Regions from separate parts of the Homo sapiens genome. Here all the other regions are linked to region 1. The links are chromatin contacts, found by Hi-C or POLR2A ChIA-PET in ENCODE. All regions are on one chromosome and are shown on one strand. Each heading gives the region's core, a stretch centred on a gene start or an enhancer-like site at or near the end of the contact. The rest is flanking DNA. Distances are from core to core; before and after follow the strand shown. Region 1 overlaps CDH13 (cadherin 13). Region 2 holds the start of MEAK7 (MTOR associated protein MEAK7). Region 3 holds the start of GAN (gigaxonin).

Region 1 (4,425 bases), core at 1,270-3,769:
CAACTTAATAAAGAACAACTACAAAAAGCCTACAACTAACATCACACTTCATGGTAGGAAACTAGCTTTCCTGATAAGATCAGTAGCAAGGCAAGGATGTGCCCTCTTACCATTGTTTTTCAACATCGTCCTGGAAGTCCTAGCTAATGCAGTAAGATAAGAAAAGAAAACAAAGGTATAGTGATTGGAAAGTAAGAAACAAAACTTAGTTTGCAGATAAAATGATTATCTATGTAAGAAATCCAAAAAAATTGACAAACTCCAAGAATAAGTAATTATGCCAAGATTACAAGATACGAGGTTAATGTAAAAAAGCCAATCACTTTCCTATGTACCAGCAATGAATGAATGAAATCAGGAATTTAAAACACAATACAATTTACATTACCCTCCCCAAATTGGAATATTTACATATAAATCTAGCAAACTGTGTACATGAAATGTACAAAATACAGTAGTCTCTCTTTCTCCAAGGTTTGCTTTCTACAGTTTTACTCAACTGTGGTCAATCACAGTCTGAAAATATTAAATAGAAAAATTCCAAAAATAATTCATAAGTTTTAAATTACATGCTGTTCTGAGTTGCATGATGAAATCTTCTGTCATCCCACTCCATCCTGCCGGGAATGTGAATTATCATTTTCTTCAGTGTATCCATCCTGTCTATCTTACCCATCATCCATTAGTCACTCAGTAACCATCTTGGTTATCAGACTGACAGATTAAAAGAGAAGGGTGAGTGCGCTACAACAGATTTTGAGAGAGACAGCCCACATGCATGTAACTTTTATTACAACATATTGTCATAATTGTTCCATTTTATGGAGCAATTGTTGTTCATCTCTTACTGTGCCTCATTTATAAATTAAACTTTATCACAGGTATGTACAGGAAAAAAACATAATGTATGTAGGGCTTGGTACAATCCATAGTTTCAGGCATCCATTGGGTGTCTGGGAACTTATTCCCCATGAAAACTGGGGAACTACTGTATATATACAAGATCTATATGAGGAAACACAAATGTTTATAGCAGCTTTATTTGTAATCACCAAAACTTAGAAGCAACCAAGATATCCTTAAGTAGGTCAATGGATAAACTGTGATACATCCAGACAATGAAATATTATTCAATGCTAAAAAAAAAAAAAAAAAAGAGCTACCAAACCATAAGAAAACATGGAGGAAACTTCAATGCATGTTACCAAGTGAAGGAAGCTAATTTGAAAAGGCTACATACTATATTATTCCAACCATATGACATTCTGGGAAAGGCAAAGCTATGGAAATAGAAGAAAGATCGGTGGATTGCCAGGGGTTAGGGAGAAGGGAGTGGGTAGGCAAATAGGCAGAGCAAGTATTTTAGGGCTGTACAACTATTCTGTGTGATATCATAATGGTGGATACATGAATTTACACATTTGTCATGTATCCACCATACACCGTACAGCACCAAGAGTGAACCCTCATGTAAACTGTGAACTTTGAGTGATAATGATGTGTCAATGTAGAGTCATTGACTGTAACAAATGTACCATTCTGATGTGGGATGTTGATAGTGGGACAAGGCTGTGCATTTGTGGGGATAGGAGGTACTTGGGAAACTTCTGTACCTTCCACCAAATTTTGCTGTGAACTTAAACCTGCTCTAAAAAATAAGGTTTACTTGCTTTTTAAAAAATGCTACCAGGTGCCAACCTGTCTTCCTCTCTAGCCCCTCATCTCATCACCATCATTAACACACACACACACACACACACACGCACACCATTCAAATGCAACCAGGTGCACTCCAGCCTCTTTCTCCAGCCACACTGAGCCAGCTGCCATTCTCCTTCTACCCTGTGCCTTTGAACCACTGATTCTCTGCTTGAAGCCCCCACTCCCACACTGCCAGCTTTTGTTTGACTATCTTCAACATGATTTTCAGTCTCAGCTCATATGTCATCTTTTCACTGATAACTCTGTCCAAGGCAGATGCTCTTTCTCTGTACTTCCAAATCGAAATCAGAGTTCCTTTTGCTAGACCAGCATTTTCTGCCTTGCACGGTAACTCTCAGCTGAAGTTTCTGTCTCTCACACTGTCCTGAGACATGCCACTGGTTCAAGGGGCTGTCTAGGTGGTGCCAAACCTCATACAGATCCTGGCACATAGCAGGTGCCCACTAAAGGCTAGCTGAAATTTCAGGCACTTGAGTAGTGAGCCATGACCCGAAGGCATTGCTTCCTATCTGGGCGACCTTGCCTACTCTAAGCTTCAGTTTCCCCATTGTTAAAATGGGAAAGAATGATAATAAGGGCAATGCCTATTTCATTTGGTGGTTGTGAGGACTGAGTTAATATATATGTAAAATTAACAAATGTAAACAAGAAAAAAATAGCCTGTGGAGGAGGTAAGCTTCTGTAGGCTTCTTCTGAATTGCTTTGGCTTCCTCTGCTGCACATAAAAACAAATGATGTCACTGCCTTGCCCTCCCCCAACCCCACCAGTGGTTTCCCATCACTCTCAGCATCACACGCACACCCTCCCTGCAGCCTAATCTGCCTCCCTGATCTCATCTCCTACTCTTGGACCCGACACTGCGGTAGCCTCACTATTTCCTGCTTTAGGACTTTGCACTTGCTTTTTGCTCTTCCTGGCATACACTTTCCTTTTGAGATCCACATGGCCATCTCATCTACTTCAGAGAGATCTCAGTTGAAATGTCTCCTCTCCAGGACACCTCCCCTCACCCCCAACCCCTATCACAAGGAGCACCTTCGTCACACTTTACCCTTTTATGGTGCTTGATTGACCGGCTCATTGATTGCAACACTGATTACTAATGAATTTTCTTTACTGTTTGCCTCTGCCAATAAAGCAATAGCTCCATGAAGATAGGAACCTGGTTGTGCCCATTGCTATTTTCCTGGTGCTTGCGGGCATTCAGTAAATGTGTTGGGAAAATGAATGAATGTATGAACAGATGAATCCCCTGATACAATGGGAAAGGCAGGGAAATTATCTTGAGTTTCTTTTGGACTCCATCCTCCAGTTCTGGAAGCTTACCTGTACCCCAGAGCCAAGAGAATGACTAAAAGCATGAAATCTGGGACCACCAGCTCCACAGTTTATTTGCTATGGCTGTGGGCCTCAGCTACTTTGCCTGTATAATGGATCTAGTCACTCCATCTACCTCAGTAGTGTTGGGAGGGATGAAAGAACTGATACGAGGAAAGCCTTTAGCACAAGGCCAGGCACATACCTTTGTTAGCTGCTTCACGTGGTTAATACTATAACCTGAGAAGCTGCCCTCATCCTTTCTGTACCCACCTCTTCTGAATATGAAAAAAAAAAAAATCCTTATTTAAATCCATGGTTCCTTTGATGGTACAGCATTTGTATCTTTGCCCACGGCCCCATCCCCTAAGGATGTCTGCCCCCAAATAAAAGTTGTCAAACATTTTAAATGGTATTAAATTGTCCAGAAAATGGGAATGCCCAAAGCAGAGAGTCAGTCAATCAGGATTATTTGAGAGCTTCAAAAAGACAGAAGGAAGCCATTATTAGGTTTAAGAATATTGCATTCCACCTCCCACACAGCCTTTATCTAAATCTTCATTTAATTGGCAGCCTTCAGCACTGTCAGAATTGCATTCTGAGAACCAAGAGAAGTTTTCAAACATTCACACAATGTTATATGCTTGGCTCAAAACAACTCAAGGGGAAAGAACCATCTCTTCTGCAAGAGATTTGGGGATGCCCTAAAGCTGATGCTATGAGAGTTGGGAAACCGACCTTGAATAAGAAACCAAGACCACCATGTAAGTGTCAGCCAAAGACACTGTCCAGAGGTTTCAGGCAGAGAGACTCGGACCTGCTGTCTCCCCAGAATCTCTAGGTGACTCTCTAAGGGCAAGAATTCATCCTTTCTCTATCTCTCAGGACCTCCCCCACTGGCTGGTGCAGTGTAGGCCGGAAATAGATGTTTTTGCAATGACTAATGAGAATTTTTGCGGCTTTATGTCATAAGGGGAATCCTCTCTCAGGCCCATGTGTCTCTGCCTGAGTGATTCCAACCAGAAGCTGGGCTGGAAGAAACCTGATTTCTCCCTGTCCCTCCCTGTAACCCCGTACAGTTAATTAGCAAGTCTTATCTGTTGTGCTATATCTCATGATCTCTGTGGTATCTGTCCCCTTCTCTTCTCTCTCAGGGCCTTGAATGTGGTCTTCAGTCTTCTTCTCCGGAACTACTGCAAAAGGCATCTGTCTCCCATCCTGCGCCCCGGTGCAGGCACAAGCATGCTGATCATTGGAAAACCCAGATTTAAGAGCGTCTGTCACTGCTGCTGAAAAATCCCCCCTAGTTCCTGCGCCTCCAGGGTGAAATCCAAGTTTCTCAACATGACATGCACATCGTGTTTCTTAACCAATCCACCCCCTCC
Region 2 (4,425 bases), core at 498-2,997, 1.8 Mb before region 1:
AGCTGGGACTACGGGTGTGCCATACCACGCCCGGCCAAGCTTTTCATTTTTTGTAGAGATGGAGTCTCACTATGTTGCCCAGGCTGACACATCGGCTCCGGTTTGCTCCTGCGGACCCCCCAGTACCTGCACCTGAGAGGCCACCATTGCTGTCCACCCTTGGTGTGCCTCAGCCTACAAAAAACTGTTGCTATGTCAAAAATGCCACTACCTCGGATGGCACTGAAAAAGACACACCTGGTTGATGTGTGCAGGAAGTACAGGGGTGTGAAGGCTGGAAACAGGGTCTAGTCCTTCATGTCTAAAGGCCCGTGTGTCTTGGGCATCAGGAGCCCTGGCTGCAGGTGACAGGCACCTACTCTAAGAAGCCGAGGTGAAGAGCTGGGGCTACTCGTGTCATTGGCATCCACAGCTGGGGGTACCCTGGCTGTAGATGCGTTAGTTTGTGGAGCTGCTTCTCCTGGGACATTGGCCTTGGATCTCAGAGCAATGTCTTGGTGAGGGGCCCTACCTTGTGCACTGTCACCAGCCAGGCCTGCTGCCCTCAGGCAGAAAGCCTTCTATTTTTGTTCCAGCTTAAAGAATAAGAGGTGACCAGCCGGGTGCAGTGGCTAACCCCTACAATTCTAGCACTGTGGGAGGCCGAGGCAGGCAGATCACCTGAGGTCAGGAGTTCGAGACCAACTCAAGCGGACGTTGGCGGGCGAAGTCACGGTTTTCCAGGCTGGAAAACCAGCAGGCCGTGCAGGGGAGAGAACTGGTACCATGGACATGCGGGAGCTGAATCTGCAGGAAGGTGGACCCCAGGGAGGATGCGTGGGGTGGAGAGAGTAGGGAGAAGTCGAGAAACTCCAGGGCAGAAGCCAGAAGGGCCCAGGGAAGACCACCAGGGACAGCGAGCGAGCCAGGGCCAGGAATGGGCGCCGGGGTGCCCAAGAGAGAGGTCTGATGAGAGCACGATCACCAAGCGCCAAATGCTGCCTGCGAGGACCCAAAGCGCACCTCGGATGTAGTGAGCAGGCCCCCGGGACCAGGTTTCGGTGGGTTTGAGAAGGAACGAGCTGAAGAAGTGGGGTGACAGGTTCAGACGTCTTGGAGTGAACGGGAACCGGCTGAAGAGGCGCACGTGGGGTGGAGGGAGTCTGTTTAGCCAGGCTGTGGAGCTGGCGCCTGATGGCTGCCGGGAAGGACCTGGTGCCAGGGAAGAGCGAGGCAGGGGCAGCTGGCAGAGGGAGGCCCGAGGGGAGGCGGACCCGAGGCTCTAGGCCAGGACCAGCAGGCCGGGGAGTCAGGGGAGAGTTGCCTGGGGCCCAGGAGGCTGCACTGCAGAGGCCTCTGCATGGGCTCCACATGGGCCACTCTCCTCCCCCGGGTGTCTTCACCCCCAAGCTCAGCCTCTCCCCCAGGATCTCCCACACCCTGGCTACTCCGCTCCAGCGCCCAGCCCAGACACCCCTTCTCCCCAGGTACCACTGCTGGCCTGGCCTGGCCTGAGTCATTGGCCGCCCTCTCCAGGCGCCTCCTTGGTACGCACGCAGCCGGGCCGGATTCCCGGGCCTGCAGCCGCTCCTCCCGCAGACCGCGGCCCCGCCCCGAGCCGCACCCACCGGGTTCGGCTCACTCCCTGTGAGGCGCGTCACCATTGGCTGACTCCTCTCTTGGGTTCCGCCCCACACCTCCGCTTCCACGATTGGACCAAATGACTGCCCCTCAGCAATGTTGCCTGGCAACAGGGAAGGGGCGGCTCTCGAGAGGAGCCCGTGGGCTGCTGGACCGGACCGGACAGCACCAGGAAGCCCGGCAGGGTAGGTACCTGGGCTGAGGTTCGCAGTGAGCTGACCCAGAGGCGCAGGCCCAGCTGAGTCGGGGGACTGGAGCAGACGGGTCCAGAGTAGGCCTGGGCCCTGCCCCTCCCTGGCCTCCCACGCCTCTTCAGGCCCTCGGGTCGGGGGAGGGAGAGGTGAAGGCTGCGGGGAGGTGAGGGGTGGGGACAGCGGGGCGGGATGGAGGGAGGGTCTCCTGGGGGGGATCAGAATCATCCTGCACCTCCCGCTGTTTATGTGGTCAAGGTAAGAGGGTGGCGAGGTGCTTCCCCCAGGGCCAAGGCCAGCCGTGTTGAAGGGGGATTCAGAGCCTGTGTAGACGCGGAAAGGGAGGGGTGCCTCCACGGAGGAGGCGAGTCTGGGGTAGACACTGAAGTGTGTGTGGAGGGGGTTTTCCTTCTTGTATTCTGACCACACCCATCTGGGCTTTTCCAGGACAGTGAGCTGATAACTGTTCCCAGGCCATGTAGGTGGCCAGCACAGGACAGGTCACCTTCTGGCCCACAGGAACTTCTTGCCCAGGCTCAAGCTGCCCCTTCGCACAAGGGCCTCTGGGCTCTGAGACACAGACAGGACTTCGAAGCCTGTCCAGATGAGGCAGTTGGAATCTCCCCAGCTTGTGGGGGTACGGAGGGACCCTTGTGTGGCTCTAGGGATGCGGGGCCCTTGGAGTAGAGAGTTGGAGCTTGGCAGCCAGGGTGGGAAGCAGCCATGTAACAGCCTGTTGGAGAAGCTCTGAGCAGGAGGTGACTAAGCCATTCCTAGGATACTAGTGGGAACCTTGGGGGCCATCCTGCAGACAATCGGTCCCTGTCCACCCCTCCATCACGGAGGCAGAGCAACCTTCCGTTTCTTCCAAGCAGGGCAGTTTCTCTTGTTCTAAGACAAGATCCCAAGGAGCCATTCTCTGTTGTCTTGGGCCCATTATTCTGTCTCTGACCTCCAGTAAGCAGATCAAATGCCCTGGGTTACCTTATTTAATCTTCTCAACCTTATGTTAAAGAAATTAATTAATGATGCTTATTAAAAGCACATTAATTATTGAAGACCATTGCAATGGGTATAGGGACCACAGCAATGGGATTTTGTAGTAAAGGAGAGAGATTGGGCTCAACTCTGATTATAGCATGGGCAAGTGGGAAGCCAGGAAGCAGGGTGGGGATCAGTGGATGGAAGATGACTGAGGAAACATCAGGGCGCTAGGGTGGATTCTGGGTAAGCTTACCTAGCAGTTTGTTACTGAAGGCAGGCCAGGGTGATCAGACATCACCTAGGGCAAGCTCGTCCAACCCGTGGGCCATATGTGGCCTAAGGCGGCTTTGAATGACATCCAACACAAATTCATAAGCTTTCTTAAAACATGAGATTTTTTTTTTACCATATATGTAGATATATGCACTTATCAGTTATTGTTAGTGGGTTTTATGTGTGGCCCAAGACAGTTCTTCCAGTGTGGCCCAGGGAAACTGAAAGATTGGATATCCCTAACCTAAGCATTAAACCTGGTTAGATAGCAAGTGAACAGATAATGGTGATCAAATATCAAGGATGAGTGGTTTTGTGGGTTTTTTTGTTTGTTTGTTTTTTGTTTTGCTAAAACCAGATTTTACAAAGAGGTACACAGATGGGCCCAGGAGCCTGACTAAAGTCTGGTCAAGCAAAACATCTTGGTCACTTATTATGGGCTGCTGGAACTTTTGTTTGTGTTTTTATGAGACAGAGTCTTGCTCTGTCACCCAGGCTGGAGTGCACTGTTGTGATCTTGGCTCACTGCGACCTCTGCCTCCTGGTTCAAGCGATCTTCCCACCTCAGCCTCCTGAATAGCTGGAACTATAGTCACACGCCACCACACCCGGCTGAGGTTTGTATTTTTGGCAGAGACGAAGTCTCACTATGTTGCCCAGGCTGGTCTCAAACTCCTGGCCTCAAATGATCCTCCCAAAGTTCTGGGATTATAGGCTTGATGATGGAAAGCTTTCAGTCCCTGGCAAGTTTTCTCGGTGTCATGGGACTTTCACAGTACACCTGGGTACATGGGGTGGCCTCTTCTCTGCAAAGCTGTGCATAACACAACCCTACATTGGCCTCGAGACTTCTGTGGGTTCCCTTGTATCAAGTTCCGCTTCCATTTTGTTCCGCTGCCCTACATCCTCAGAAGCCAGGTTTTCTCACCTTCAGCCCTACCGATGTCTGGGACGGACACTTCCTCGTCGTAAGGCCATCCTGTGCACTGTAGGATTTTTAGCAGTATCCCTGGCCTCTGCCTGCTAGATGCCAACGGCACTCCCCTCCCCCAGTTGTGGCAACCACACACTTTTCCAGTCATTGCCAAATGCCCCTGGGGGACGAAACTGCTCCAGTCGAGCTCCACTGGTACAAGCAACCTTGATGTGCGCTGTCAGCACCAGCACCAGCGTGCATTGTCTTTTTTTTTTTTGAGACCGAGTTTCACTCTTGTTGCCCAGGCTGGAGTGCAATGGCATGATCTTGGCTCATTGCAACCTCCGCCCCCTGGGTTCAAGCAATTCTCCTGCCTCAGCCTCTCAAGTAGCTGGGATTACAGGCATGCACCACCACACCCGGTTAATTTTGTATTTTTAG
Region 3 (4,425 bases), core at 650-3,149, 1.3 Mb after region 1:
CACCACGACCTCATTGAGGTCACACTGTGGTTGGGAAAGACCACCAAAGTAAATGTGTAAAATATGGGGTACGTCAAAGTGGTAAGTGCTATGGAGAAAAACGAACAAGGATAACAAGCAAGGATTCGGCAATTTGCAATTTACTTCTTTTAAGCCAAACGGATGCCATTTAAAGAACTATAACAATAATGCATCTAAAGTAGTTTTCTTCAGCATTTTCCCAAACAGGGAAGACTTTGGTCTGCTGACTCCAATTTGGGATGGGTTGCTCAAACCTCGGAACTGCCAGCTAGAAGCTGTCTGTCACATTAGCAATCCAAATTCTGTACTAACGATGCTACCCCAGACCCTACTGCCGCCCCGCCCCCCCACCCCTCCACACTCCCCACCGCCAAAGAGCGCAAATGGATTCACAAAACAAATCCAAGAGAAACCAGAAGTTACAAGGGCACTTGAATTTCTTCTAAGTTTAGCACAGATATCTCCCCAATGCAAAGGTTAAAAGTGTAGCGTGCGTGGTGGTTTTGCTGGGACAAAGCGCTAAGAATACACATCATTTTGCTTTTTCTGACCTGTCAATTGTAGTGATATTCTCTACCACTAGCTTATATTTAACCAGCTTACTGGTCAGTTTCTCCAGTTTTTAGCATTCCCCCCTTTCCTTTTATTAAAACAGCAACCTAGTTTGCAAGAAGGTTGCTAAAAGAAAAGATAGTCTCCTGCAAGATCTGATACACTTGTATAAGCACTGTCTTATCAACCTTTTAATTAACCTGGTTAGTTGAGTTGGCAAATCAGGTTAAGCTTTGCTTTACTAAAGTATTAAAATGCCCTTTGTCGCAAGGCTCTCACGGTCCTCGGGTTGTAACAGCATCCTGAGAATTCGCTACAGTTTACTTCAACGTGTAACTCCTCTTTTAAACAGTTACCAGAATGGAGCGGAAAAGACACGTTTGGCAAGGAGAATTTCGCCCGGAGGTTCGGACTACCAACCCAAGGAGAACATCGAGAGGGTTTTCTCTGCCTGCACCCAGCGAGGCGCTGTCTGTCTGGCCTCCCAGCGGGCAGGGCGCTCCCCGCCTGGTTGGCGGCGCCGGCCCAGCCCCCGCGCGTGGATTCAGAGGCGAGCGACTGGCGAACTTCAGCGGGGACCGCGGGCCCGGCCTGGGCGAGGGGGTGACTCTTCCCCGGCGCGGCCTCGCCCAGCCCGCAGGTGCGGGTCCCGGCCGGCCCAGGACGGCGTCTGGGGGCCTCAGGGTCTCCGAGGTCGGGCGCTCGCCGCGGCGGTGGGAACCGGGAGGGACAAGGCGGGGGATCGCGGCCCGGGTCCGGGGACAACTCCAAGGGGCGCGGGGGTCCAGTGGGGAGCGCGGGCCTGGAAGCCACAGAGGCCGCCTGGGGGACGCGGTCAGCGGGGCCGGGTTCCGGCGCTTGCCGGGAGGGACGCCGCGCCAACGGTGACGCGGGGACCCCGGCGCCGGGGACAGGGGACAGGGTCTGGGGGCCACGCCCGGCCCGGCCGCCCCGCCTCCGGCTCCGGGCAGCACCGCCGCGCCCGCCCGCCGTAGCCCCCTCCCCACCTGATGTACGGGCTGGCCGCCGCCAGGATGTTCTTCTGCACCGGGATCTCCTCCCCGTCGAGGACCAGGTGCGCGTCGCAGAAGCGAGACTCCTCGCGGAAAGAGCTGAGCGCTCGCAGCAGACGCGCGGCGTGCTGAGGGTCAGACACGGCACTGCCCTCAGCCATCGCGGCGCCCGCTCCTCTGCCGACGGGTCCGGCTCCCGACACCGTCCGGCCGGACCCCTCGAGCGGCCCGAGTCCTGCGCGCGCGCCCGCCCGGCCCGGCTCTCCGCGCTCTGAGCAGAAGCTGGAGCCCCCGGGACGTGCCTGTGCTATCCGCGGCGCGCTGGGCCGGCGCCTTTAAGAAGCCGCGTCATGAAGTCATTTCTCCGCGACGCCCCCGCACCGTCGCTCCCCGCCTTCTCGCCTCCGCTGCTGGAGATGGCCAATCAGAAGCCTCCTTCCTCCGCCCGCCTGACCAGCTGCGGCTGGGTGCAGCGGAAGGTGTCTACGGATGAGATAGGTCGCTCCCGCGATGGAGGGATGTGCGGGCGGGCTAGGATTCCGTGGTTAAGCCTGTGGCCTCTGGAGCCGCGAGTTTGAATCCTGGTTGCAGCTGTTCCACTTACTAGCTCTGTGGCCATGGGTAAGGTGCCCATCCTCAGTTTCTCCGTCTGCAAAATGAAAGCGAATTCTTAGTGTTGTTGTGGACTCATGAGATGATGCATGGAAGCAAGGGCGAAGTCGCTGTAGCTTTCTTTATTTATGAGAGAAAAGGAGCTGCCCAGGTGAGAGGACAAAAACCCGAGAAAACAGACCCGGAAAAGATGGTTTTGGTTGCGGGCTAGGAAGGAGATGTAGCAGATGAAGCTGGAGAAGTCCGAAGGAGGCCTTAAATTTTGCAGGGCCTCCTTGGTGTGGGAAGGAGTTTGGTTTCTGCAGTGGTGAAGAACCATGGAAGTACCGTATTTAGCAGGGGATTTTGTGCAGGTCACTCAGCTCCTGCGTGGAGAATAAGGCGGGGATGGATGTGCTAAAGGCAGATCGATGCTTAGGTATTGCAGGACTAGAGAGAAGGGAATGGGCACCTGGATGAAAGGGTGATGCGGGGGCGGGGGTAGACAATAGTGGATTGTTTTAAAAGAAATTGTGAGGGAGAGGGAGTTAAGGATAAATATTCTGTTTGAGTAACTGCATGCATGTTTGCACCTTTCAGGGAGAGCTAGGAAATGCTGAAGGGGTGGGCAGTAGAGAGGCAGATGTTTAGATTCAGACAGGCTCCCAACCCAGTGAAGATCAAAGCTGTGATAGAAAGGATCGCTGGGTCAGCTCAGCTGGCAGGCCAAGCCCCACGGTATCTGAAGTTTCCCTGGAGGTTGCTCAGGGCACATGGGAGTGTGGAATGTAGCAACCATTTTGTGCAAACGTTAGGGACTCCATAAGCCTCTAAAAAATTAGCAATTGTATGAGGACTCCGGACCAGAAGAATGTGGCTAGCATTCCAGGCAAGACAGGATGGAATTTTCACTGTCCTTCAACCAACTGAAAGGCTCCAATAAAGTCTTGGGTATTTACCCTGAACCAGCCAAGGCTTTGGAGTCACTGGCAGGAATCCGAGTATCTAACTGTTTTCAGGGCAGAATAGATGGGGAGGGTACGGCTGTGGAAGACACATGCATTTCCACTTTCTTCTGTAAATGCAGCTCAGTGTTCCCGGATGCAATGATAAAGATGTCTAGGATTTGCTTCAAAACAAAACAAAGGGATGGGGAAGCAGATGGGAGTGTAGATGAGTCAAAAGTGGCCGCAAGTTACTAATTGTTAAAGCCACGTAATGGGGATGTGGAGATTCGTTGTACTGTCTCTATATTGTTGTGGATGTTTAATGGGGATGTGGAGATTCATTGTACTGTTTCTATATTTTTGTGGATGTTGAAAAATATTTTCTTCTTTCTTTTTTTTTTTTGAGATGGAGTCTCCCTCTATTGCCCAGGCTGGAGTGCAGTTGTGCAATCTCTGTTCACTGCAACCTCCGCCTCCCGGGTTCAAGTGGTTCTCCTGCCTCAGCCTCCCAAGTAGCTGGGACTACAGGCATGTGCCACCATGCCTGGCTAACTTTTGCATCTTTAGTAGAGATGGGGTTTTACCATGTTGGCCAGGCTGGTATCGAACTCCTGACCTTGTGATCCGCCCACCTTGGCTTCCCAAAGTACTGGAATTACAGGCATAAGCCACCACACCCGGCCGAAAAATATATTTAAAAAGGTAAGAAACACACAAGACAAGCAGCTTGGACTTATCTTCTCCATGATACCTACCCAGTATCCCTGTGAGCAGCTGACATTCCTTTCTCCAAGCAGTTGCTGTATTTTGAACATTGCTCGAGCAAGAAACTTTTTATAATGGGTTTATTTATCCATGTCACCTGCTATACTATGTTTATTGTAGCTCAGCATGATTTCCAGGTACCAAGCACAGTACTTGGTGCGTAATAGTGCTAACTGAATGTTGGATGGATGGAGGGATTAAAAAAAAGAAAAACACCTGAATATCAGACACTTAATAAATGTTTCTTGGGAGGCCGAGATGGGCGGATCACGAGGTCAGAAGTTCGAGACCAGCCTGGCCAACATGGTAAAACGCCGTCTCTACTAAAAATACAAAAATTAGCTAGGTGTGGTGGCAGGCACCTGTAATCCCCACTGCTCAGGAGGCTGAGGCAGGAGAATCACTTGAGCCCGGGAGGCAGAGGTTGCAGTGAGCCGAGATCACGCCATTGCACTCCAGCCTGGGTGACAGAGCAAGACTCTGTCTCAAAAAAAATAAAAAATAAAATAAATAAATGTTTTCTGAACTGTATTCTC

What was found. A loop is a pair of places that touch in the nucleus more often than their neighbours do. ChIA-PET counts read pairs that join two places held with the same protein, here RNA polymerase II (POLR2A). Pooled maps may share reads with other maps.
Region 2: a pooled map shows a loop between it and region 1 (7-fold over the local background). The contact joins the promoter of MEAK7 here to the enhancer-like site in region 1. A Hi-C loop is called at or near these places in 1 of 37 single-sample maps with no recorded cell type and 5 of 50 pooled maps. POLR2A ChIA-PET finds 5 or more read pairs at or near these places in 2 of 52 experiments (OCI-LY7 and activated naive CD4-positive, alpha-beta T cell).
Region 3: a loop to region 1 is called in a map of CD4-positive, alpha-beta memory T cell, with 8 times the contacts of the local background. The contact joins the promoter of GAN here to the enhancer-like site in region 1. A Hi-C loop is called at or near these places in 2 of 168 maps with a recorded cell type or tissue (CD4-positive, alpha-beta memory T cell and naive thymus-derived CD4-positive, alpha-beta T cell), 1 of 37 single-sample maps with no recorded cell type and 10 of 50 pooled maps.

Annotation. Positions count from the first base shown.
Region 1 is chr16:82,653,650-82,658,074 of GRCh38, reverse strand. The region is part of intron 1 of CDH13 (cadherin 13); the gene reads right to left. Among named protein-coding and RNA genes, the nearest start is that of CDH13, 29 kb to the right of the region's middle. RefSeq lists silencers at 2,373-2,422, 2,357-2,651 and enhancers at 3,555-3,604, 3,845-3,894, 3,945-4,154, 3,976-4,425, 3,396-4,425. Within about 2 kb of position 2,519, at least 14 of the 41 ENCODE cell types and tissues checked have a DNase peak (open chromatin) inside an H3K27ac peak, as active enhancers do.
Region 2 is chr16:84,501,981-84,506,405 of GRCh38, reverse strand. It overlaps MEAK7 (MTOR associated protein MEAK7), which reads left to right and starts at 1,747. Exons shown (of 8, transcript NM_020947.4): 1 at 1,747-1,805. It overlaps LOC124903736 (a long non-coding RNA gene), which reads right to left and starts at 1,604. Exons shown (of 2, transcript XR_007065149.1): 1 at 1,471-1,604. RefSeq lists enhancers at 1,287-1,406, 769-1,716, 1,837-2,337 and a silencer at 1,957-2,006.
Region 3 is chr16:81,312,436-81,316,860 of GRCh38, reverse strand. It overlaps GAN (gigaxonin), which reads right to left and starts at 1,899. Exons shown (of 11, transcript NM_022041.4): 1 at 1,581-1,899. The coding sequence starts at 1,747. RefSeq lists silencers at 1,023-1,292, 1,313-1,372, 1,513-1,852 and an enhancer at 1,863-2,062.